Regions from separate parts of the Homo sapiens genome. Here region 1 is linked to region 2. The links are chromatin loops, found by intact Hi-C in ENCODE. Cell type or tissue: Caco-2. All regions are shown on one strand. Links, peaks and the distances in the headings refer to the core of each region. The heading gives the core; the rest is flanking DNA.

Region 1 (13,132 bases), core at 3,229-11,228, 260 kb before region 2:
AGGATGGTCTCCATCTCCTGACCTCGTGATCCGCCCACCTCGGCCTCCCAAAGTGCTGGGATTACAAGTGTGAGCCACCGCGTCCAGCCAAGAAAGCATTTTAAACTGCCTAGATCATGGAGTCACTAGATCAACTTTAGGTATTTATCCAACTGCAAATTCTAGTATCACATTGCGGGGGAAGGGGAACACAGGCAACAATTTTTTATGGACAACACCAGACTCTGCAGAGAATTCCTTTGGAGTTTGGTGACCAGTTTATTTTCTCACACATTGGCAGCAGCAATTCTGTTGATTAGAATAACTTATCAAATACCATCTTCTGCCTCCAGTAAAATATAAACATGTTCACTGCTTTTTCTAAACCCTATATTTTTATGAACATGCTTTCTTTAAGTTTGTCTGATCACTGTCCAACTTCCAAATTAGCAAGAGCTTCTGCAAAGGATTATCCCCATTTCACCGATAGTTACCTCTGAATATGTAAACAGAAGTGCATTGGTTTTAGAAATAATTATTTCTAAGTCAGAAGTTAGCTGCTTCATGAGAAATATCTGATTCATAGAAGAAAATTGCCAATGATATTTGGCTTGGTTTAGTCCGACTTGGATAAAGGTTCCAAATCTGTCATAAATGATACTTGCCCAATCTTAAAGGGAGGAACATATGCATGTTATCAAGTCATTATCTCATTACTGCCGTCAGTTCTACACGTGTGCTGTACAACATGTCTGTCTACCCTAAGCGTGAGAACAAAATCTTAATGCCAAATAGTTATCAGGCCGCTGAGAAAATGGCAAAAGCTAGACTGTGGTAAGATTAAGATTCAACTATCTATGCAACAAAATTGAGAAAGTTTGGTGAATAAGTTTGATTTTATGTTCCTTTAACATATTTAAAAGTTTTAATATGCACACATAAATACATCAGTTTTCCAGCAAGGCCTGACATCTCTGCAAACTTAATAGAAAAACATTTTTTATAAAGTTCATGGTGACCATAGATTGTAGTTAGAAATGTGTCTTGAAGTTCCCATTATCTCTGGGAAAGAAATTTCATCTTGCTCCCTTTTTATTTGAGAAAGATGTTTTTAATAAAAAAAAAATCAGAAATATGAAGAATGGGGGTTTTTAACAGGAGTTTTCTTTCTTCCTACAAGGTCTTAATTACTGGGGATCCTAGATCCCCTTTCCTCCCATATCAGTGGGAGTTTCACAAATGACACTAAAGATTGTGGGAATACAGACAAAAGTCTGAGTTTTCCATGGATTTTTCTCCATTAAGCCAGCGCCACATGCAACTGGAAATTGCTGTTCCTTTGGTTACATGCTTTCAAATATATACTATCTGTTATATTAAATATAAGTGCTGGCCGGGTGCAGTGGCTCACACCTGTAATCCCAGCACTTTGGGAGGTCGAGGAGGGCGGATCACTTGAGTTTGAGACCAGTCCTGTCGACATTGCAAAACCCCGCCTCTTCTAAAAATACAAAAATTAGCCAAGCATGGTGGTGGGCACCTGTAGTCTCAGCTACTCAGGAGGCAGAGACACGAGAATCGCTTGAACCTGGGAGGTGGAGCTTGCAGTGAACCAAGATTGTGCCACTGCACTCCAGCCTGGATGATAGAGTGAGACTCTATCCGAAAAATAAATAAATAAATAAAGTGCTATATTTCTCTGCATTCAAGAAAACCCAAATACCCCAGTGAAATTCAGTAATCAGTTATGGAAATATCCAGCACCTAGGTGCTTAGGAATATTTCATAACAAATGTAATAATTGACTTCCATGTTGTGGTGACCCAATTTTCCTTCCTTTAAATTTAGTAAAAGAGCAAAACTAATGAATACATACATCAATTTTGGTATCTTTAAAAACTATTGCCGTCTCTGTTCCCTGATTGACTCTACAAATTTCTGAAACTAAAATTTTTTCAATACAACATAATGGTGCATTCAAGGAGGGGAAAAAGATGTAAATAATGCCCAAATACCTTTAGCATGAATAAGACTCTAACATCTAATGGACAGCCCTAATCTCTCAAGCCCCAAATTCTTGAAATCTTTAATGGTGGTTGCAAACTCTTTGCTGTTCCTACCATAGAGAGCTACAGTGTAATTCCCCTCTCTTTCCTTGAATATGGACTGGCTTTGGTACACTGACCAACAAACTGTATTAGTTTCAGCTGAAAGGCAAAAAGATTACAAAATGAAACAGACCTTTGAATCTTTGAATTTCCTTGTGGAGAAAGCAGGCTAAAAAACTACTCAGCTGGAAAAAGGGACTATTTATTATGGAAAGGGGTGGGAGACCAAGGGCAGAGGCAAGAATCCATGAGGAAGAGTGAATGGCCACAGAGAGTCACCCCAGGGAGCAGGTCTGGGCCCTAATTAAGAAGCAGGCCACACATGTCCAGCCAGATTTCATAATTGCTCCTTACCAGTGACTACCTATGTCGCTTCTGTTTCCCTCTTTTTGAACCAGAGGGACTATTTGGTTTTCCTAGGCCAGGTCTACTATTTTATGTTGGGTGTTGCGAGGAGGAGGAGAAAATATGACTGTAGTTCACAGGCCTTTGTTTGATACGAATTGTACCCAGGGAAGTGCACCTGAGGAACTCATGCACATCTGGACCTGATTTGGCTACTCAGATCCTAGGCTTCAAGCCAATGCTGAAAAAGAATGAGATCCAGGGGCTTTGGGATATATGAGTGTATTGTGTGTTTGGTAGGAATGTAAATAATTTGTGGCCAAAAGCGGACTATAATGGATTAAAGTTCTCCACAAAATCTTTGCTGCTTCTCCCATTGAATCTTGAATGGCCTTAATGACATGCTTGGCCCAGAGAATATAGTAGAAGTGGTATGCTGGGACTTCTGAGGCAAGTATGAAAAGCTTTGCAGATTCTGCCAGGGCTTATTGGAACACCAGTCTCTGACAGCCCTAGGCCACCATCTTAAAGCCACCTAGCTGTGGGAAGCATAATTCATCTGCAGGGGCCCTGAAGTTAGGTTGATCAGCTGGGGCTGCTATAACAGAATTCTATGAAGTAGGAGGTTTAAGTGACAGAAATTTATTTCTCAAAATTCTGGAGGCTGGGAAGTGCAAGGCCAAAGTGCCACCATATCCAGTGCCTAGTGAAGGCCTGCTTCCTGGTTTGCAGGTGTCATCTCTGGCAGAGAGCAGAGAGAGCAACCCATGTATCCTCTTTTTATAGTGCACAAATCCTATTCCTGAGGGCCGAACCCTCCTGACCTCCCAAAGGCCCCAACCCCTAGTACTATCACAATGGGGGTTAGGATTGCAACACACGAATTTGGCAGGGGAGGGAGCAAACATTCAGTCCATAGCAGTGAGACACCACGTGGAGAGAGAGAGAAAAAGGCCAAGGAGCACTGATGTGCCAAATATATGGATAAAGAAACCATCTCAGAAGTGGATGCCACAGCCTGAACTGCCCTGGAGTAATCCCTGTGGGGCCATTCCCAAACTCATGATCTACATTATGGAGAGGGAAAAGAAAGAAATGGTGACTTTAAACCACTGAGCTTTGACAGTTTGTTATACACAAATAGATAACCAGAACATTTTCCATGCTTGTTTTCCTACCATATTCCCTCCCAAGTTGAAATCTTTCCCTTTTAGAATCTTTCCCATGAGTTTAAGCTTTTAGGCCACAGTAAGATATAAAGACACATACTTCTAGAATTGCCCTAATTGTAGAACTCATTTTATAAAGAGTATTTCTCCTTTCACATTAGATAATAGTTTACAGGAAACTATTATGTATGTAGTAAAAACATTTTACTACAAACATGAGGGTTTATTATTTTATTCTTTCAAATTATGCTGCCAAAACTGAACTTGTAATTCTACAGAGGACTCCATTTTTTAACCACAGCATACATTACATGTTATCCATTCACTGGGAAATGCCACTTTGTTCCTATCCTTTTTAGTAAAAAGTAGATAAAATTTCAGTAGACTGTCTTACAATGTTGACTCAGGTAATTTTCCACATAGCTTAAAAATTACAAATTTTCTCCAACATCTGACTATTGCAACTGAAATTTAGCATCCATGTTGTGAGGAAGCCCAAGCCACATGGAGAGGCCTTGTGTAGATTTTTCAACCTACTGTTAGGTAGTAGGACTGAGAATTAAGAATGGAATTGAAAAGATACATCCAGTTGGATTTCAAAGTCTCTTTGTACCACTCATTGCTGTATTCTTCCCATTTCCCTCCCCCCATTACCCTTTTTGAATGGGAATGTCAATAGCAGTTGTCTGCACTTGCCCTCCCATGGCATATGGATTATATAAGAGGCAGGTCATTTATCTCTTTAGTTCACAGATCTTTAGACCAGGAAAAATAGGCCTCAGAGACCTGATAATCTACACCCACAGAGCCTCACCAGATATGGATTTCATTTTAATAGTGAGATTCTGAATCCCAAAACCAAGTCTGATGCTGAAACAAAAATGGGATTTTAGAAGCCTTGGAAGAGGGCAAGTGTATCTTACTATTATGTTGTAATAGTCAGAGGGCTGATGGCAGACATTTTGTTTTCCCAAAATGACCAAAGCAATATTTTCAGTCCCACATGCTCTTCCAGAAATTGCCACTCCCCCATCAAAAGGTGAGATTTCTTTTGTTGTCCTTGAAATTGGGCCACCTTTTGTGGGATTTCCTGAAAAAATAGAATATGGCAGAATTGATGCCTGTATAACTTTTGAGGTTAGGCCATAAAAGGCAATATGGCTTCCATCGCTCTTCCTCTCTCTTCTATCTCTCTTCTCTCTCAAGATGCTCACCCTTGGAACCCAGTCACTATGTTGTAAGAAAACCCAGGCCTCATGGGGGCCCATGTGTATATGTTTGGCAATGGTCTCAATCATGGTCTCAGCCAACAGCCAGCACGAACCATCAGACATGTGGATAAGCAAACTTCAGATGATTCCAGCTTCCACACTTCAAGCTGCCCCAGCTGAGGCCAAGTTGGAGAGAAACAAACTATCACCAACAAGCCTGCCCAAAATGCAGATTAACAAACAAACAAAATGTCATTTTTTAAGCCATTCACAGTTTTGAAAAATAACTGATTTTGGAACTCATCACAAAAATTATTTTTCTTTCTCCCACACCAGGAACACAAATATCTCTGTCACAACCTACGTTTATAGGAACTATTGCCTACTTAGATGAAGAAAAATTAGACTTTTCTATGAGGGTCCCCTACCCTAGAAATTCATGAGGATCATCTACCCCACACAATCTCCCAACCCTTGCCACAGTTGAAAAGAGTAATTCTATTTTTGAAAACAATATGCTCCTTGAGTATAATTAAATGTAACATGATTTGGGTGAGGTTGGGACTGAGGCTCAAAAAGCCACAGTATGAGGTCAGTCTCACTCCACACACTGCAGTACCACAGTGCTTGTGTTCAAATGATCCTTCTTTTACTTAATAATGGCCCCAAAGCACAAGAGTAATGATGCTGGCAAATCGGATATGCCGAAGATAAGCCAGAGAGTGCTTCCTTTAAGTGAAAATGTGAAAGTTCTCATCTTCATAAAGAAAGAAAAAGAGATTGTATGCCGAGGTTGCTAAGATCTACAGTAAAATAAAATATTTTGATAGCGATAGAGACCACATTCACATAATTACCATATATTAAAATTGTCCTATTTTATCATTATTGTTAGTATTGTACTATGCCTAATTTATAAATTAAACTTTATCATAGGTATGTGCATATAGGAAAAAAAAAAACATAATATATATAAGGTTCAGTACTATCTGTGGTTTCAGACATCCCCTGGGGATCTTGGAATATATACCCTGCAGATAAGAGGGACTACTGTATAGATAAAAGTTATAGACGAAAGTGGAACAGGATAAAGAAGGTTGGGGTGGTAGGAAGAGCAGCTTGCAATTTGAAACAGGGTGCCCAGGGCTGGCCTCTATGGCAGGATAGCATTACAATAAGACTTGAGGGAAACAAGGCATTTCACCATACCTGGAATGTTGTGGTCACATGTGAGTAGAGTGCAGTGAGTGAAAGGTGAGCCATAAGAGGTGAGATCAGATTTGCAAAGACCTTTAGGTCTTCATAAAGACTTTGTCTTTGATTAGGAGTGAAATCAGGATCCCCTGTAAAATTTTCAGCCAAGGAGTGACAAGATCTGACAGCCAGAATCACTGGCTGCAATGTCAACAAATAGACTGTGGGGAGCAATGGTAGAGGCAGGGAGATCAATCCAAGGCAATCACAGTGATCCATGTAAGAGATGGTGGTAGTTTGTCAACAGTAGTAGCAGTGGGTAAGTGAAAAGCAATGACTCTGAGTATGTTTGGAAAAATATAAGAAGAAAAAAGTGCTTCTTTACTGATCCAAGAGAGAGATGAGCTGTGAGTGAGAGTTCTAAGGTGGTGGCAAAAGGCAATATAGAAAGCCCAAGGAGGACCAGTTCCACCATATAGGTGGTCTCAATGGAGCATGAAATGTGCAGTACCCCAGTAAAGCAAGCACCAGTGCAGCAAAGACCTGGAGCTGGTTGTCCCAGAACTCCACAGGGAACATTAGCAGAGAAACCAGGCACACACAGCTGTTGAAAATTCTTATCCTAAGCACTGTTTGCTAAAATTAATTATATAATTTGGAAGGTCTGGCATGATGCTGTCTGTCCTGAATTCTATATTAAAACTATTAATTCAGGTTCCCCAATGGCAAAACCTCAAAATTTCATTGAGTTAATTTTTGTAGCTTATATGTTTTAATTTCACTTTAGCCAAGCACATAAAAGTATAGAAAACAAAACATTAAAGACCAGGATAAACTGCAAAACAGAAATTGAAAACTTCAGAATACACATCAGCCCTGGTAAGCATGTTCCTTGTCACAGTCTAGCTTCCAGCTTCCATTTTTGGGGTCTCTTTCTTTAACCTTTAAAAGATGCAGTAGCAGCATTGGCTTAAAGTTGTAATATATTGAGATCTCCCCTTAGATGTGTGGCAGGTATTTACATTTGGGGAAATATTTTCATTTAATATCTATCTTATTAATAAGATGAGGTTGTAATCTCCATGAAGCTCTGTGGACTTGTACATTAATACAAAGATCTCCTGAGACAATGTATTCCCATGACACAGTTTTCCACTGTTTTGTTCTCTACCCAGCCAGAGAGGTAGTCAGAACCTTGTTTCTCCAAACATCTATGATTAAATAAAGAAGAAAAAATGGGGAGCTAGAAAAGAAGGGTAGACACCATATTTGTCTTACTGATTCCTTTTCCCTTCCCCAAGAAAAAAGAGCCAACTGACACTTTTCTCCTAAATCTCCAGCAACTGTCAGACTAAAATTGTTAATGTTCCAAAAAACTTGTTTTGATAGATGAAAACATTTCAAGAATACCTTTAAATTTTTGATAAATTTCACTTAAATGGATTATACCTAGAGGGGGAAAAATGGCTAAGTGGGTTTATTTCCATCTTTAGAATTAACATTCTCCAAACAGAGAATTTGTTTTCCATTTTTTCCTCCCTCCATAGTCGTGCAGTCATGCTTCTATATTAATATTTCTTTTCATAATATGTCTGTAATGCTTTCACCACTCTTTGGTATCTTCCTTGATACCACTGCTTCCCTCTTTACCCTGAAATCACAGGGGTAGTCCTAGATCTGACTTTTGTACCTATTCTTTCCCCTTCACTCTGCCTGCCAAATTAATCTTCCTAACACATTTTTGGTAGGTCACTACCCTGCTCTGAAACCTTCCATAATTCCCAAGTACCTACAAAACTAAGCCTAAAAGCTTTACGTAGCTGCCCCCTAGTGGCCATCTTCTGACTCACTGTCCTGGACTCAGTCCCTACAAGCTGCCGAGAATGTTTTCCATTCAAGGTGGAATGGCTTTTTATGTTCTAAAGGGAGGCAAGGGTGGGAAATTAAGAAGGTAGAAAGAAGCCTTTACTATCACAGCTATGGCAAAGAACACAAAAGGGGAATAATCTCGTGCTTCCAAGGAGGCATTTGTCTTACCAAGAGCTCCTGTAGAAAGAGCTCCACATGTTAAGAATACTCTTCTGCATTATTTCCACCTTTGATGACTACGCCAACAGTGGAATTTTCTGTACAAAGCATAAAAAAAAAACGCAATACCTGATTTACAACCTAGTTGGTCCCCTGACCTTATTTCCTAAAGGCACAATGTTGTAAATCAAGACTCCACTCTTGGACTAGACCATAACATAAAAATAGCAAAATTGATCAGAAAATACACTTTTAAAAACACAAAATTTGCCTTTACAAATATTAAGAATGTAAAACAAATATTTAATGTCACTTCTCAAATGTTCCTTTGGGGTATATTTTTCTTTCTGTGGTCTGGACAAGCTAAAGTGTCTTAAGTTGTAAGTGCAAAAGGGTTTTAACGTGAACTATTTTGGTCTCAGTCTCAGCTGAGGTCTTAATACAAGGAAATGCCAGTTACTCTGACATTCAAAAATATAATCCCATATCACTTAGGCAGAATTAGCAAAGGAAGTGGGTAAAAACCAGGTTGCACCATTGACCCCTCAAGCCTATTATAAGGTGTAAAAAGGTTAAATTTGAAGAGCCAAAAGGAATTGGAAATGAGAGAGAAGATTTCTTTGAAGACAGCTGTAGCTGTGTGGGGTCTCCACCCACCCACACTTTGAGAGTGGAGTGGGAGCATCAGGTTGTCTCCTAACTTAAAGCCTAATTAAAAGGGGTTTACAAAGATCACTTAGAGAGCTTGAAATGTGTCCCCTGAAGTTTGAAAAACAGAGTGGACCTGTGTATCTGACTCATACCTGAGTACTCTAAAAGACAAGGGTCTGGTTGGGGCACAGAGAACAAACCGTAGTTTGAAAAATAATCTCATTCTTTGGACAGAGAGTCTCAGATGTGCATTTCTCATACACTAAATGTGAGTCATGAGCAAGCAAGTGGAAGAGAAGTTATCTTAGATCCTGTGCAACAGAGCCTCTGGGAGGAGCAAAGAAACATCAAAGGAAAGATGCTGGAGGAACCGCTAGCATTCTTGGGAAATGACAACTGAATCCCAATGATCATGAAAGAGGATGCATGCACCCACACTGAAGAAACTGCATGTATAAGATCCAATGCAATGGCAGGGGACAGAGAGGATGTCTCCCAAGAACCCAAGTGCCCCTGAGATGCCACCATGGTCAAAGTAAACCTTTATCATGTCTGAGATGTTTAAGAACACTTCCTTCTGCCCTTCTACCTCTCCTTTCTCCCTTCAGTTAACTGTAGAAAAACCAATCCCGGGACAAAGGGAGAGGAGCAGAGGCACTAGGCATGGAAATACACAAGGTAGCCGTGCCCCTTAATCCCACTGCATTTGACTAGACATATTTCTGAACTTAGACATTTGGTGATTAAAAGCTACTAGGAGGATTTGTATTTTTGACAAAAAAAAAAAAAAGTTATGAGTCTACATTTTATTTGAAAACAGAAAAAAAATAACATTCCAATTGTATTAGGGTTCATGAATAGTAAAATACTGGTGGTAGGATACTTGTCATGTAATTTAATTACATTTTTGTGTTTCAAAAATTCCTTATTTTTCCATTTGAGTAAGATCTACATAATTCAAGAGTAAATACTTTATAGTTGCTTCTTGTTATTATTCCAGATATTTTATAACACAAGAATTTATCTACTGTAAAATTAAGGAAAAAATGCTAGTCAACTAAAACAGTTATTTTAATATATATCAATTATGAATAACTCACGCAATGAATCCAAGATTCAGAACTTTATAAAGTTACTTTTCATTATTTTCCAAATAAATTTTTTTCCTGAGTGTGTCTGAACATGCAAAAACAAAGTCTACTTGATTTATCTGTACTTTAAGAAAATTTTCCTTGAGTCTGGAAATGTAAACATCAGAGATTAGATCATTGCTACTTTTAACCCTCAGTTAACTGTAGAATGGATCTTGCCCTAATAGCCTTATAATATGACTTAATGTGAGTTATGGCAGATTCAACATCTTTGTATCCCAGCTATAAGAAACCTCAATCACTGTTAGGTCCAGAAGGTGCCCACAGGCCAATCATACTCAGCAGGCCACAGGGGATTGGTGATCACTCCATCTGCCCCTTAAGTTGGTATAATATTTAGCAAGCATCTACTAAATGAGGGGAGAGGTAAGATATATTGAGATGGGAGGATGGGTATTAAAATTAATTGTTTGTAGCAGATTGGTTTTCACTTACTATCTGCTATTCATCTTACCAAGTGAAGAGATAAAATTGGTTTCATTTCATATGTATTTTGAAAGATAAATATGCTTTTTCAATTAGTACTACTATATCTAGAATTTACGTAGCAAATTTTTATCTACTAGGCTATAACATCTGCAAGGGAGAGGGACCAACACTCTTTTTTCTTACCCATCCAAAGATACGTGAAGTGTTGGTTATGCTAGGCTTGAACATATGAGTGAATAAGCAATCTAACTAAAATACAATTCAAACCCAAAAGTAGGAGATAAAGACAGATAGGTAAAATGTGACCTAGATATAAAGATATTGACTTCTACTTTTAGTCATCTATTCAGGGTAAAGTGGCAGGGACTGGATTAACCCATCTGCCTTAATAACAAGCAGATAAAATATATAAAACAACATATTTCAGACTTTGGACAGCAGGTAGTGTAAGACATGATCCTTGAGAGAAGGTAAACAAGGTGAGCTCTACAGGTGACCTAGCTGACTCCCGTCTCAAGCCTAGAGAGTGTTTTCAGTGTGGTAGAGGTAGAGGGAGCCCAGACACAGCCTGATAATCTCCCTGAGTAGAAGACACAGAGCTAAAAAATAGGAAGCTATGCGGCTAGAATTAGCAGGGCAGAGCACCATAGAGGAGAGACATGTGAAAGCAAGCAGGCTCAGGAATCCGCAGAGTGTTGCCTTGCTTCTTTGAGTACTGAATAGCATGTAGGAAACTGTCAAGGCCAGAGAAAGAAATACCTGAAAGGAGCAGGAGGAACCATGCCTGGAGCTCACAAAAAGATAGGAAGAGTTCCTGTTCCCACCAAGCGAGAGAAGAAAGACCTCAGAATACACAGAGCATTGAGGAGTGTCCTCCGAAGGGTTATTACCCTAGTAGCGGTGCTAAATCGGGCATAGACTACAGACTACAGGCTACTCTGGACCTGCCTAAGAATGTTTAAAAGCATGCCTCAAAAGGATCAAACTGATGCTAACCAACTTAATTACACCACAGAGCAAAGCCCAAAAAGATTTAAGGAAATACAAAAAAAAAAAAAAAAAATCCAGCAGCCAACAATGCAAAATACACACTGTTTGGCGTTTGATAAAAAATTATCAGGCACAGCAATATAAGCTATAGCTAGAAAAATATAAATTAATATAAAGAATCATAAACATCATGTGAGGTGCTTTGTACTTGGTTTCTTGAAAGGGAGAGTATGGGGTTTAAGGGTAGAGAATGAAGGATTTTAATGAAAGATGCAAGAACATAGAACCTCTGTCACAAGATTTAGGAAGAAATCTTGAAATGAGGTAATAATGTTCTGCTCAGGAACTGCTGCTTTCGAAGAAAGAAGAGATCAGTTTCAAATGTATGATCCATAGAGCTTGCATGATTGTTTACATATGGCAAGCCATGAAGAAAAAAGTTAAAAAGCTCCATTGTTTTTGAATTAATGTAACTTAGAAAAGAACGTTATCATAAACCAACAAAGGAAAGGTAGACGACGATAAGATCGGCGGATATGTCGAGTGTAAGGTCATTGTGGAGCGTGTCCAGTGGAAGATAGGCCATATGAAACTAGAAAATGATGGAAAGAACAAAGTAAATGGTGGCAGCCACTGTGCTGCAGGCTCTTACTTGCTTTCTGAGAATCAGAAGCCTCAGGCATGTGGCTTTGTTGCTATCCTATGCGTTGTTAAATCACCCAAGTAAAAACTAAAGAGGAAACCCTATTCAATTGCACAACTCCATGGAAAAACTAGACTTGCTTCTGAATGGTCTATAATTTAAAAAGGAATTTCATGTAAAATTGGACTTCTGGGAAAGCCTAGAGACTTCTGACTTGAATCTTTCATCATGGCCTCTGGACCCTGGCACTGATCCTCACTTCCCTAATTTGGGGTCTGGTTTTTATCCCCTGCTGACCTGATGCCTTTGTGCAGCTTTGGCCACATTGAGTGGGTCCTTTGTAGACAAGCTCTAGGCAAGCTCCATCCTGCCTGGGCCTTGTAGCTCACCTCCTTCTCAATCTGTGTCATTGCAATTATTTCCAGTAAGTTGATTACCCTCCCAGGTGTCTACCTCATGTTCTAACCCAGTGCCCAAGAGCTCTCAGCTAGGGGAATACCAAACCAGTGAATTGACCTGTACTGTCTTCTGTTTTACCAGCTACATTAAATTTATGTTCAGTTTCACCTGATGGGTAAGTCCTAAAGACTTGTTGGCAACCCTTTTCCCCTAAATGTCAACATAGTTTGCTTTTGTCATTTGTGCTCAATTTAGTCTGCACTGTAGAATAAAAGAGCTATAATCCTCAAAGCTTAATTTCCCCATCACAATATTTCCTATGAAAAATTATTGTATTATCTTTTAGTGGTTATCAGCCTGGGATCAGAGAACTGTAGACTATATATGATTAGTTTCCATAGACATATTATGTTTTATGTTTTATGCATACACAAAATATTATTCTGAATAGAGACTATGGGTCTCAACAAACTGTTAAAAAAATCATCGGGGCACCAAAAAAAAAGGCTAAGAAATCCTATGAAATCAATAGTCTCATTACAAAACTCTATTCTTGAACTCATTGATATATTTGAAATGTCGAGTACCTAGGAAGGCCTAAGGTAGTTTGTGGGAAAAATGGAGAAGATCAAGATGTGTAAGGCATGGTCCTGGGTAGTTCAAGTCTACTTGGGGATAATAAGCCACATATTTTTATGTGTGCCCCTCATAAAAGCTAGACAAAGTCACTCTCCACCACATGTTCCTGTTCTATTTTCATCAGAGCACTAATAATATTTGACATTATCTCATCTGTTTCCACTTTACTTACTGTCTGTCTCTCCTACTAGAATAT
Region 2 (13,132 bases), core at 3,274-11,273:
CACAGCTGCTGCTGTGCAGCCACAGCTGCACCGGGGAGCATGAGGCTCCCTCACTCTGCCAACTCAGAAGGGCTTCTGCCTGTTGCCAGCTCTTGTCCGCTCTGTGGAGCATGCAGCCCTGGCTGAGCCTCCCCTGCTGCGGCCAGCATCATGGCAGTGGCCCCTCCAGATGGGCCACCACTGTCATCAGTTGCAATTCCAGTGGCCATCTTATAACCTTGAGGATGAAAGACATGTATTAAGAAAGGCCTAGGCCTAGATTCCTGTTGTCTTTGTGGAACTCCTTATCAGTGTGGATCACCCATTTCTGAACATTTTTTCTGTAAAATAATATACTCTTAGACATTTAAGTCATTGTAGTTAGGTCTCTATTTCTAGGAGCTGACAACATTTCTAGATAATATGATACATCTCTGCAATCAGACATCAATGGTCCTTCCTGAAATACTTTGGTTTATTTCGTGTGGATGTAATATAAGGAGAAATTATATAAGAATATCTTTGCTTAAAATGATAGATATTTCTCTTTATTTTTCCTCATTTATGAATTTTAGGTGAGAAGCAATCAATAATGCTGGCCACTACTACCTCAACTTTTTAATCTCATCTTTTCCATACTATGACAAACAATTTAGATAGGTCAATGTGTGGCAGTTTAGAATCACAAAGCTTTGCCAATATGAGCTTGTAGAGATCCTCAACTTTTTACCTTCTGTTTATGTTTACTATTACTGTCCCATTTTAGGCCATCATCATTTAGTCAGTTACTTGGGGCTTCCTGTATCTAAATCTTTTTCACTAAGCCCAATTATCTGTACTGACATCTAATAACCATTCAACATACATTCTGATTTTTAAAATTACTTTAAAAACAACTACCTAAATGAACTGGAGAGTAACTAAAATCAGGCAGAAGTTGGATATAACACTTAAAGGAAAAAAAGTGGCAACAGATGAGATACAACACTAGAAAGAAATTAGCTATCAAGTCATCAAAAGACATAGAGAAACCTTAAATGCATATTACTAAGTGAGAAAAGCCAATCTGAAAAGGCTACACATACTGTATGATTCCAAATATATGACACTCTGGGAATGACAAAATTAAAGACACCAAAAAAGATCAATGGTTGCCAAAAGTTGTGGAGAGGGAGGGATGAATTGACAGAACACAGAGGATTTTTAGGGCAGTGAAACTATTCTGTATGATACTACAATGCTGAATAAATGTCATTATATATTTGTCAAAATCCATAGAATGTACAACACCAAGAGTGAGTTCTAGTGTAAACTATGCATTTTGGGTGATAACAATGTGTCGGTGTAAGCTCAATTGTAACAAATGTTCTAATGTGGTGTGAAATGTCCATAGTTGGGGAGATTATGTGTGTGGGGACAGGAGTATATGGGAAGTCTCTCAACTTTCTGATCAATTCTGCTGTGAACCTAAAACTGCTCTAATAAATAAAGTTTATTAATTTAAAAATTTTATAATCTTCCAAGAAATATGATAGAATCCAAAGTCTCTACAATATGATTTTTACAAGAACACTTAGAAAATTACTACATATGGGCCATACTTACAAGAAAAGACAATCAATGAAGACTAACCTCATGATGTTGGGATTAGCAGAGGATTTTAAAGCAGCTGTTATGCTGTGCTCAAGGATGTGAGAGAAAATATGCTCATAATGATTGAACAAATAGGAAATATCAGAGAAAAAACTAAAAAAAAATATTTGATATTTAAAAAATACTGTGTGGGCTTAACAGCAGTTTAAAGATGATGAAAGTCACTCAACTTGAGGATACAGCAATCAAAATTATCTACTCGGAGAAACAGAGAGAAAGAAAGCTGTAAATTAAACTGAAAAAAAAAAAACCCTCAGGGTACTGTGAGACAATTGAAAAAAATCTAATATATGTAAATTAGATTTCTAGAAAGAGAAGCAAGTGGGAATGAACCTGAAAAAATATTTGACTTAATAATTTGTTAAAAAACATAAATGTACAAAATCAAGAACTCAGACAACCTCAACTAGAAAAATATGAAGAAAATAATATCATAATCAAATTGCTGCAAATCAAAGAGAAAAAGAAAATCTTGAATGTGGCCAGAGTAAAATGACACATCACATATAGGAGAATCATGATATGAGTGACTGCCAACTTTTCTTCAGAAACAGTGGAGACCAAAAAGACAGTGGCACAACACTTTTGAAAGGCTGGAAGAAAAGTACTATAAAGCTTATATCCATGGAAAAGATCCTTCAAAAATAAGAAATACACATATTTTCAAATAAATATAAACTAAACCTTACACCAAAGAAATAAAAATGTATATGTATAAATAGATATGTACAAGAATGCTTGTAGCAGCTTTATTCTTAATTCTTAAAGCAAAACAGTATCTACAAGAGCATGGATAAAATGTTGGTATATTCATGCAATGGAAACTACTCAAAAATAAAAATGAATGCAATACAGATATATACAACATGGATGAATCTCTAAAACAATGCTGAGTGAAAGAAAGCTTATGCAAAACAGTACATACTGTATGATTCTATTTACAGATTCTATTTTAGAACAGTGGTTGTCTATGGGTGGAGGGGTGGGCATTCACTGTGAAGGGAACATGAGGCAACTTTTGTGGTGATGGTATTTTTTTGTATTTTCTGTCTCAGGTTAGTCATTTGTTCAAACTCATGGAATAGTACACTTAAGAAATGTGCATGTCACTATATGTAAATTTTATCAAGACATAATATAAACAAATAAGGAACTCATGTTAATGACAACAAAACTATAATCATAACACTTCTACATATCATAGTGCCTTATTCACTCTTTTGTCACACTTATTAAGTGTAATGTGCTCAGCTAAACATTCCATTACCATGGAAGGATGGTATTTTATCGAGGGTAAAGTGGATATTGGATACATTGCATTTGTGTCACAGAGAGTAAGTTGGTGGATAGATTTCTAATTATGGATTCAATCTTTTAGTCAGTTCTAGTTCTATTCAGAATTCTAATTTTTCCTTATTTTTTCTAGGAAATTGTCCTTTTCACCTAAATTTTTGAATATCTTGGCATGAGGTAAGATTCTTTTTATGCTGTTTTAAATGTCTATTGTATTTATAGCAAGGTAATTTTTTAAACTAGGAGGTGATCCTGGTTGGATCACATTCTCTCTGTTGGAATTCCATTGTGTCCTGATTTTGAAGTGTTGGAAGTATCCAGGCCAGATATATCACCAACCTAGTTTTAGTCCAGTTTTTTGGAATGAGTTTTCATAACACACATACACAGATAATATAAATAAAGACTAAAAACCTACATAAGTAAAGGCTTGAGGTTTCGATTTATGAGATATTCCCTCCTTTCTACCATGGCTGCCAGAAGCCTCAGCTCATGCCCTTATGACTCTGATTTGAATTTTCTTTTTCATTTCTGTTACTAGTGGGATAGTACTTTGTTGCAAGCTTAACTAGGATTTTAAAACAATTTTCCCATCAATTCTGAGAACAAAAATGTCTAGCATTAATGGTTATAGAAATAAAAATGAAAATAAGTAAATCAAGCATTTTACTCAAAGGATTGACAAGGAATTACAAAATAAGCAAAGGAAAGCAGAAGAAAGGAATTAACACAGATAAAAACAAAAATTGGTGAGTTAGAAAGCTAAAAGAAAAAGTAGAGCCGAAGAATACAATTATAGAATAATTTGAAAAATCGGTTAAGTAAACTAGCTAAGATAATCAAGAAAAAAAGAATATAAAATAAAGAGGAAAATAAGTAAGAAACAGAAGAACTTAGAATCATGAGACTAGTTTGCTTAAAACTACACCAAAATGTTAGAACACCCGAAAAAAAAAGTATAATTTTCTAGGAAAGTTGCTTATGAAAGCTGAACTCTGAAGACAGAAAACTTTTAAAGAGATCAACTACCATAGGAGAATAGAGGAAGTAAAGACCTAACTCTTCAAAAGGCCCAGATCCAGACAGCTCTAGGGGAATTTAACTAAACTTTTTAAGATCATATAATTCCAGTGCTGTTTTAAAATGTTCCAGAGCAAGAAAAAAAAAAACTACTGAGTTCATTTTTATAAAGTGAGTAAATACTGATTCACTATCTGAAAAAAAATGCACAGAAACCTGTATAGTTATCTATATGAATATCGGTACAAAATATTAAACAAATGATATAAAAAAGAACCCAGCATGGCAATAAAAAAAAAACTATCGCCATTTGGGATTTATTCCAATAATGCAAGAAAGCTTCAATATTAGAGTTGTCAACCTAAATAACATAGAGAGAGGCTCTCCTTAAAAAAATGCTATTTATTCGAGAATGGATATTGCAATGGGAATACATGTGCCACAGTAAACTATGTGCGTATTCAAGGAGTTAAAAAAAGAAAAAGGTTTTTTATTAAAGGAAAAATGAGGAGGATTAAATAATTGTTTTGAGATAATTATCCTTGGCTACAAGGATCGATAACAAGAGTGACACCAGTCTGAGATTGGACAGGCAGCTGCTGGGCAGACAACCTCACAGAAGTATTTTTTTGTGTGTAAGATTGCAATGCCCTTTGTGCAAGGTTGTGGTTTTTGCAGTCTTTTGTGATAGTTCTTGTTGTCAGGCATTCATGCATGACAACTCTCCCTTCATGGCCTTCCCTGACTCCATTTGTCAGGGTTTTAACACAAATAACTCCCATTTTGATTCTGACAACTTTCACAGATCTTTATTAGTACATATAATATTAATACATATACAATGAAAAATCATATAATCCTGAATCATATAATGACTTCCACAGATGGTGAACAGGCATTTGACAAAATTCAACAACTACTTATTATTTAAAAAATTTTAATGAAATATAAATCCATTGATATTTCCTTAAAATGAAAATTATACTTATCCCTGACCAAAAGTTAGCATCATAATTATGATCAAACTTTACAATCATTTCTCATTAAAGCCAGGGACAAGACAAGTCTGCCAACTCTCATCGCTATAATTATTATTGTACTCTAGCTACTGAAAAAATAAATAATACAAGAGAAATAAATTTGAGGTACAAAATTGGAAAGAATTTAAAACTATGACTATTAGTATTACTATTAGTACATAGAAAATCCAAGATAAGAATAGAAAAATTCAGTAGGGTAGTGAGGTAGAAAATAAAGAGCTTTCTTATATACATATTACAATATAATATGTAATTTTAAAAATCCAATTTATAATAGCAACAAAAAAGATAAAACTAAAAAGAATGCAATATATGTATATAAACAACTGTAAATTGCCTCTGAAAGACATTTAAAAATCGAAAAGAATTAGTATTTTATATATATATACACTTTTACAAATTTTATTTAAAATACTAATAAAAAGCAAGTAACAAATATCAACTTTGTTTTCAGTACACAGTGTGATCCTAAAACTTATATGGAAAAATAAACAGCCAAATAGCCAGGAAAGCTCTGAAAAGGAAGAGCAATGAAGAAGGCCCAGAATTACAGAGCAATAAAACAAATTATATAAGCACCAATGATTACAGTAAAAACTACAGAAATAGAATCAGAAGCATAAGAAAACTTACTATTTGACATAGGTGGTACTGGAACATTTTGGTAACCATTTGGAAAAACAGAATTGGATCCTTAACTCACACTGTACTTTATTTGTGAATAAAGTCCAAATCTAAATATTTCAATGAAAATTTAATAAAACAAGAAAATACTAGAAGAAAACATGGGAGAGTTCTTTATAATATGGGGGTGGGGATGGCTTTTCTATGACCCCAAATCTAAAAGGCATTAAACAAAATTGATAAATTTGGCTACGTATATATGAAAACTTCTGCATGTCAAATAAAAAACATAAGACAAATGACTTAACAAAGTGGCAACACATATCACAAAGGGCTAATCTCCCTACTCAATAAAGGCCTTCTACAAATTAACAAGGAAAGGATCCCAAAAGTGAGCAGAAACTATGAGCAGAAAGTTAACAGAAAGGAAATACAAATGGCTTTGACATATTCAAAAGATGTTCAACTCACTCATAATAAGAATAGTACATTATACTTAGAGGACACATTTTTCATCTATCAGACTGGCAAACATCAAAAGTTAGATAAGACTCAGTTGGCAATATCGTGAGGAAATAGACATATTGCTCCTGAGGGAGTATAAGTAGCTATAATTTTCATAGTAAGTAATTTGGCAATATCCATCATTATTACAAATGCTTATGTCCTTTTACCTAGCAATCCCACTTTTGGGACTTTATCCTTCAGACACATAGACTTCACATGTAGAAAATGGCAAATATATACAAGTTCATTATTGGAGAATTTTCTGTAATTGAAAATGGAAACAACTAAAAAAATTTATTAAGTGGGAATAGATCAATTATTATATATTCTTACAATCTGTCTGCTATACACTACACATGCCTAAAAAAAAGGAGTAAGGTCTCTACTATAGACTTACGCGAATGTTTCCAATATATATTAGTAAAAAGAGCAGGATACAGAATAGTGTATATGATATGCTGTTTTTGCATAAGAAAAATTCGATTAGAATAAGATTTTATGTTCATATATGTCTGTATATTCATAAAGAAATTCTGAAAGGATACATAAGAAACCAATAATGGGCCGGATGTGGTGGCTCACGCCTGTAATCCCAGCACTTTGGGAGGCCAAGGCGGGTGGATCACTTGAGGTCAGGAGTTTGAGACCAGCCTGGCTAACATGGTGAAACCCCATTTCTACTAAAAATACAAAAAATTAGCTGGGCATGGTGATGCACACCTGTTATCCCAGCTACTCGGGAGGCTGAGGCAGGAGAATCACTTGAACCAGGAGATGGAGGCTGCAGTAAGCCTAAATTGCACCATTACACTCCAGCTTGAGCAACAAGAGCAAAACTCTGTCTCAAAAAATAAAAAAAGAAAAAAAAAAAGAAGAAGAAACTAATAATGGCATTTATCTGTGTCTTTGGAAGGGCTGAGAATTGAGTGAATGGGAATGTATTTAAATTATGTGTTTAATTTCATGTGTAAGAATTAAATTTGAAGTGTGTCATATTTGTCATTTTTTATCTGTTACGTTTTATGCTTGTAGCTGGAAGGTTTCCATTTTAGTTTACCCCAGAAATCTCTGTTACAAACATTTCTTTTTTTTAGTAAAGGCTATTAGAAAAATAAATTGAATAGCTGAGTGCAGATGAGTGCAGTGGCTCACACATGTAACCCCAACTCAGGAGACTGAGGTGGGAGGATTGTTTGAAGCCAGGAGTTTGAGACTAGTCTGGGCAACATAGCAAGACCCTGTCTCTACAAAAAAATTTTAAAATTAGCCAGGCATAGTGGAATGCATCTGTAGTCCTAGCTGCTTAGAAAGCTAAGGCAGGAGGATTGCTTTACCCCAGGAGTTTGAGGTTGCAGTGAGCTATGATCACATCACTGCACTCCAGCCTGGGTGACAGAGCGACACTCTTGTCTCTAAAAAAATTATAATAAAAGAAAAAGAAAAAAAAAACCTTGAAATTATGTAGTTTTAATTGACATTTTTACATAAAATATCATTAATATCTTTTTATTTAGAATTGATTTATTATTTCAACCTAAAGTATGACTTTTTTGTTTACTAATACATTTTTATTATTTAAATAACAACTACATTATTTTTCAGAATCCAGTAGCTTTTTTTTTTTTTTCCTTTTTCTTGGTTCTCATTGGTTATAACACAGTAGCTTTTAAAAGCAAATTTTCTTCAGTAAGTTGAAAACAATAAAAAAGTATGAGCTCCCTCTGCTGGCTCTGAAGTGGCATATCAAGGTACATTTTGTTTATTTGGAAACAAACTGGCACACGGTACATGCCATTAATGCAATTTGCTAATATTAGGGAGAATAATTTTAAACTGTTTTCCATAATTTTATAAAAGTTAAATTATGCTAATGTGCCACTAATATTGGCAAGTAAGATTAGCATTTCAATATAAGTGTTAAAGTTGTATTCACTATGTACCTGAGCTATTTGGTATATCCCTATATAGTGCCATATAAGTGTGTTGAACAGGAAAAGTTTCTGCATGCACCACAACAGGTACAGGAGGATTTGTTTTAAAATTTATTATGACTTTTGAATTGCAGTAATCATAAAACCTATGCTGTGTTAGCAGATTAATATTTAGTTCATTAAAAATACCACAGTTTTTGTTGTTGCTGTTGTTGTTGTTTTGAGACAGAGCCCAAGTAGAGTGCAGAATCACCTGGGTTCAGACGATTCTCGTGCCTCAGCCTCCGGAGCAGCTGGGATTACAGGTATGCTCCACGACACCCAGCTAATTATTTTGTATTTTTTAGTAGAGACGGAGTTTCACCATGTTGGCCAGGCTGGTCTCAAACTCCTGGCCTCAAATGATCTGCCCACCTTGACCTTCCAAAGTGTTGGGATTACAGGCATGAGCTACCGCGCCTGGCCCATATGCATAGTTTGAAGCTAGGAGAAATAGAAAATATTTGCATAGTAAGCAGTGACATATCATTCTGAGTATAAATTTTTTTGTCATGACACATAATCTCTGATGCATTGATTTATGATGTACTTTGCAAAATTTCAAGATACTTTTATTTTTATGATTTGTTTTTATCTTCCAGATCATTGATCTGTGTCTCAGTGGTAATCATCTCATCTTTCTATTTATCTACTAAATTCTTTAACTTTTTGTGTTGTACTTAAATATGCTTAAGGATGCCTTTAAAAAAATTCAAATTTTCATCTCTCTTTTACAAGTTCGACTTTCCCCTTGTTTCTTCTGACTGATATTCCTCTCTCAAATTGCTGTCTCTTATATAAGATGTTATTTTTCTTGGTTGGCTCATAAGCTCAATTCTGATTGTTGAAATACTGGGAATTCCACATGTGGTGGAAAGCAAAGGTGTTTCTAGTCAGGGGTGCACTGAAGCCAGTTGTCACTAGCCTATGAGAGCTGATTATTAATTTTTCAAGAATTCTTCAAGCTAGTTGTTAAAGACAGATTTTATTAAAGCTGACATATAAACTTACATTAAAAACCAACACAATTTTCAAAATCATTTCCGAATTATTTAACTTCATTTTATTATTATTTATGCTCCTCAGGTAATTTACATCGACTGCATCTGTATGGTGAAAATATAGTATAATGGGGTGCTGCTGTGAATCTCCTTCCAATTCTGCATTCTGTGATATCATAGTGGTAACCTGAAATCCACCATAGTGGGGACATTTACACAATAACTGGCAAATGCTACAAGGCTGGGCTTTTTCAGTTTTGTTGATTGTCTGGACATAAAAAGGTAATACAGAAAATGTTACCAATACAAGCATTTGGGAAAAATAAACTAAAACCTTTTGTGAAAAACAACAGGTTTTATGGAATTTACAATAAATAATACTGTATATTTTATTATTTATAAATTCTGTGCTACACATTCTTCATATCAGTAAAACTTAGAACATATATATGTATCCATACATTTTGTTTTCTAGAAAGCCACTGGTTGAACATTAACCAGCACACTACTGGAGTCTCTACCCACAAAGGTAGTATAGGTGGGCAAGGAGTCAATTCTCTGTGAGACTCCTGGGGGAGTCACTGACTTAGTACATCAAGAGTAGTGCTGTGATTTTAAAATATGTCCACAAATTCTTTGATACATCTCCTATCTAAAGACAGGCCCTGATTTTCCTCCCCATGAATGTGAGCTGTACCTAACGACTAATGAATGTGGTGGAAGTAACCGTGTTAGACTTCTAAGGCTAATTCATAAAAGACAGTGTGGGCTCTGTCTTACCCTCTTTTGGACTGCTTACTTTGGGGAAAGCCAGTGGCCATGCCATGAGGACACTCGAACATCTATGAAGAGGTCCCACATGGTGTGGATAAGGACTCCTGCAACGGCCATTTTGGACCTAGATTCTCCTGCCCCAGACAGGGCTTCAAATGACTGGGGTCCCAGCAGACATCTTGACTGCAACTTCACAGGAGACTCTGGAGCCAGAACCTCTCAGCTAAGCAGCTCCTGCAATCATAACACACAGAAACTGTGATGTAATGAACGTTTGTTGCTTTAAGTAAGCCCCTAAGGTTTGGAGTAATTCATTAGATGGCAACAGATAACTAATATAAGCAGGGAAGACTCATTATCCCCATTAAACTTCTTGGACTTTTGGGAGTCAATGAAATCTAAGACTCTCTCATATGGTGCTATACCAACTTTGTTGAAGGGAGGGTGTCTTCCCAGAGATCTGTGAAAACCAAACTATTCAGGATTAAGAAGTTCAGAAGCCACCAATACCACTGTTCTTCATTTGTTTGCTTAGTCCACGGGGGAGCAAGTCGTGAACCTACTTCCCATAGCAGAGTCCCCAACACAGGTCAAGGTCCCACCTTCTCCTACCTTCCTATAGGCCTTGGCAAGGATTTGGCTCAAGGGAGGCAAATGTCTTAGAGATGGAAGAGAGGGAAAGGGAGTTATGGCTAAGTTGCCATTTTTCAAGAATCTTCTGTATTTTATATACACACACACACACACACACACACGAGACAGTAATCTTATATTATTGCCAAAAAAAAAAAAACAAAGTCACTAAAATTAGGTGAAAATGTTTTAAAGACATCCATTATTTGAGAAAATGAAAGAACAACAAATCTCATGTAATAATTTCTTTCCTTTTCGGTTTAAGTATTTTTCATGAAAAAGCACAAACAAAGGCCAACATTTCTCGTATTCATGCCTTTGGGCCATCTATAAACCTTTTAAAACTTTCTCCTAACTTTAAATTAATGGCAAAATATACTTAAAAAAGGAGGAGGACCAACAGCCTTGTGCATTTTGGTCTCATACCTATCAAATCATAATTACCAAAATGTCCAAGGCCGTTTGTATCTATTATTTGTATCCTTTATTAGAGACATTCCATTTTAAATTTTTTGTTGATATATTCATATATTTGTAGTCCAAATATTGAGGAAATGAACTAATGCATAAATAATAATGTGATTTAATATCGCTATTTTGTGGTTAGCTTTTTTATTTTAGCATTTTATTTCAGTCTACTTTTAATTAAATAGCTATTGCACTGTCAATTAACAAAGCCTGAATTAAATAGCTATCACATTCTGTCAATTAACAAAGCCTGAATTGAATCCGGCCCTGGATCTTACAGCAGGTAACTTGTGTCTTCTATTACCTTTCCAGCTGACTTTGGAAAAGTCCTTGCACACGTCCAGACCCCAATTTTGTCATCTGTAAATATGAAGATACTGAATTAGGTTATTCTTAAATTCCTATTCAGTTTCTATACTTTTAAACAGTTATTGAATAAAATACTAATCGTATAAAAAATCATATTTTTTTGTATAAAAGGATACAAAAAAATAAAAACTGAATTCTTATCTGAAACAGATTAAAACTTACTTGGCAAAAAAAATTCATATAAAGAAGTAGCTGGTCAGTTAAGTATTAGAAGAGGTCACAAGAAGGAGAAGGGAGTAGAGGCTGTAGGGGTTAGGGAAACTCAAGAGGAAATAGAACACGGTGTGAATCTAAAGAATCTGAAATTGATGGAAAAACCCTTATAAGATCTTATAAGACCTTACAAGATCATTACAAGACCTTACAAGACCTTATAAGACCTTATAAGATCATTATTGTTTTTCAGCCTCCAGAAAGTCTTATATAATGATAATTTGCACTAGGTTTGTTTTGATGTTTTGTGTACTTGTATGTTTGTTTGTGATTTGAATTTGTCTTTCAAACATACAGCTCTCCATCTCATAAATTAATATCTACCTTCTGGAAAATTACATGCAAAAAGTTATTAGTTTATTGAAGAAAAAGAATTAGAATCTAGTTCTTGTTAAAGTATTATCTTTATTAGAGTCACAACTTTTAGCATGCCAAGTGATCTCCCAACTTCTATTTGTAATAAATCCCTCTTCCTTACTCAGTGATAGGCATACACTTAAGCAAAGTCAATTAGATTCTCTATTTTGATAATTTGTATCTCAACACCCAGGGTGGGTGATTGTTACTGAGTAAGCTGAATGCAGGAGCATTCTATAGAAAAAGTCCATGACTGAACAAGTTTTGGCAGCTCTGATTCCTAGAGATTTTATGGTTGCTGGTGCCTTGGAAGCCTATTCAGCATTTCCTTTGATGCAATGAGTTACTTTAATTTCATTTTTAAAAAAAGAATTTCTTCTTATATAAGTAAATCGACTACGGATATTGGTTGAATGAATGGAACTACAAGCTATGTTATAAGAAAAATATATGTCAATAGAGGTCATGAGCCTCAGTGTGTGTTAGGCATTGTATCAATGTTCACTACCCCAGGCTTAGCGGCTTAAAAACATTTATTACTTGTCACCATTCTGTGAGTTGCTGGGGAGTTCTTTTGGTTTGCACTAGCTGTGCAAGTTGGTTGGTTTAGGATGGTCTCACTCACATGCCTGGTGGTTGTCAGGCTGGATCTTACTGGGACCTCATCACATGGCAGCCTCAGCATTCAAGCACTTTTCAAGTTGTTTCTTGCATCACATTTATTTTTATCTCATCATATTTACCTTAATCTCACTAGCAAAGTAAATCACTTGGACAAATCCAGAATCAGTGTGGGAGGACACTACTCAAAGCCCTGAATATGGGAAGTGTGAACAAACTGTGAGAGAGGACATTACTGTAATACCAGGTGTTTGGAAATATGAGTAGAGATGGCTTTTAGCCTCCTCTACCTTTCTAGCTCCTTAAAATGCAAAACAAACAAAAACCCTGAGATGTAGATGGCGTTTAGCCTCCTCTACCTTTCTAGCTCCTTAAAATGCAAAACAAACAAAAACCCTGAGATGTAGATGGCGTTTAGCCTCCTCTACCTTTCTAGCTCCTTAAAATGCAAAACAAACAAAAACCCTGGGCCGGGCGCGGTGGCTCACGCCTGTAATCCCAGCACTTTGGGAGGCCGAGGCGGGCGGATCACGAGATCAGAAAATCGAGAGCATCCTGGCTAACACGGTGAAACCCCGTCTCTACTAAAAATACAAAAAATTAGCCGGTC

The links. Peaks named below come from ENCODE experiments on the same cell type or tissue, not always from the same donor. Only the 100,000 strongest peaks of a DNase experiment are listed, where the experiment ranks them.
Region 1: it touches region 2 in a loop (4-fold over the local background); 3 of 110 quality-filtered maps call a loop at or near these places.

The regions. Positions count from the first base shown.
Region 1 is chr13:79,674,161-79,687,292 of GRCh38, reverse strand. No RefSeq gene overlaps it. Among named protein-coding and RNA genes, the nearest start is that of LINC01068, 110 kb to the right of the region's middle. In Caco-2, for the core only: a CTCF peak has its summit at 7,820 (motif pointing left); a DNase peak (open chromatin) is centred at 7,822.
Region 2 is chr13:79,418,950-79,432,081 of GRCh38, reverse strand. RBM26-AS1 (RBM26 antisense RNA 1) reads right to left here. Exons shown (of 7, transcript NR_038991.1): 5 at 11,267-11,322; 6 at 9,868-10,095; 7 at 7,746-9,355. LOC105370274 (a long non-coding RNA gene) reads left to right here and starts at 2,744. Exons shown (of 4, transcript XR_942112.2): 1 at 2,744-2,966; 2 at 3,059-3,102; 3 at 8,277-8,352; 4 at 9,173-9,479. In Caco-2, for the core only: a CTCF peak has its summit at 7,843 (motif pointing left); no DNase peak of the experiment used is centred there.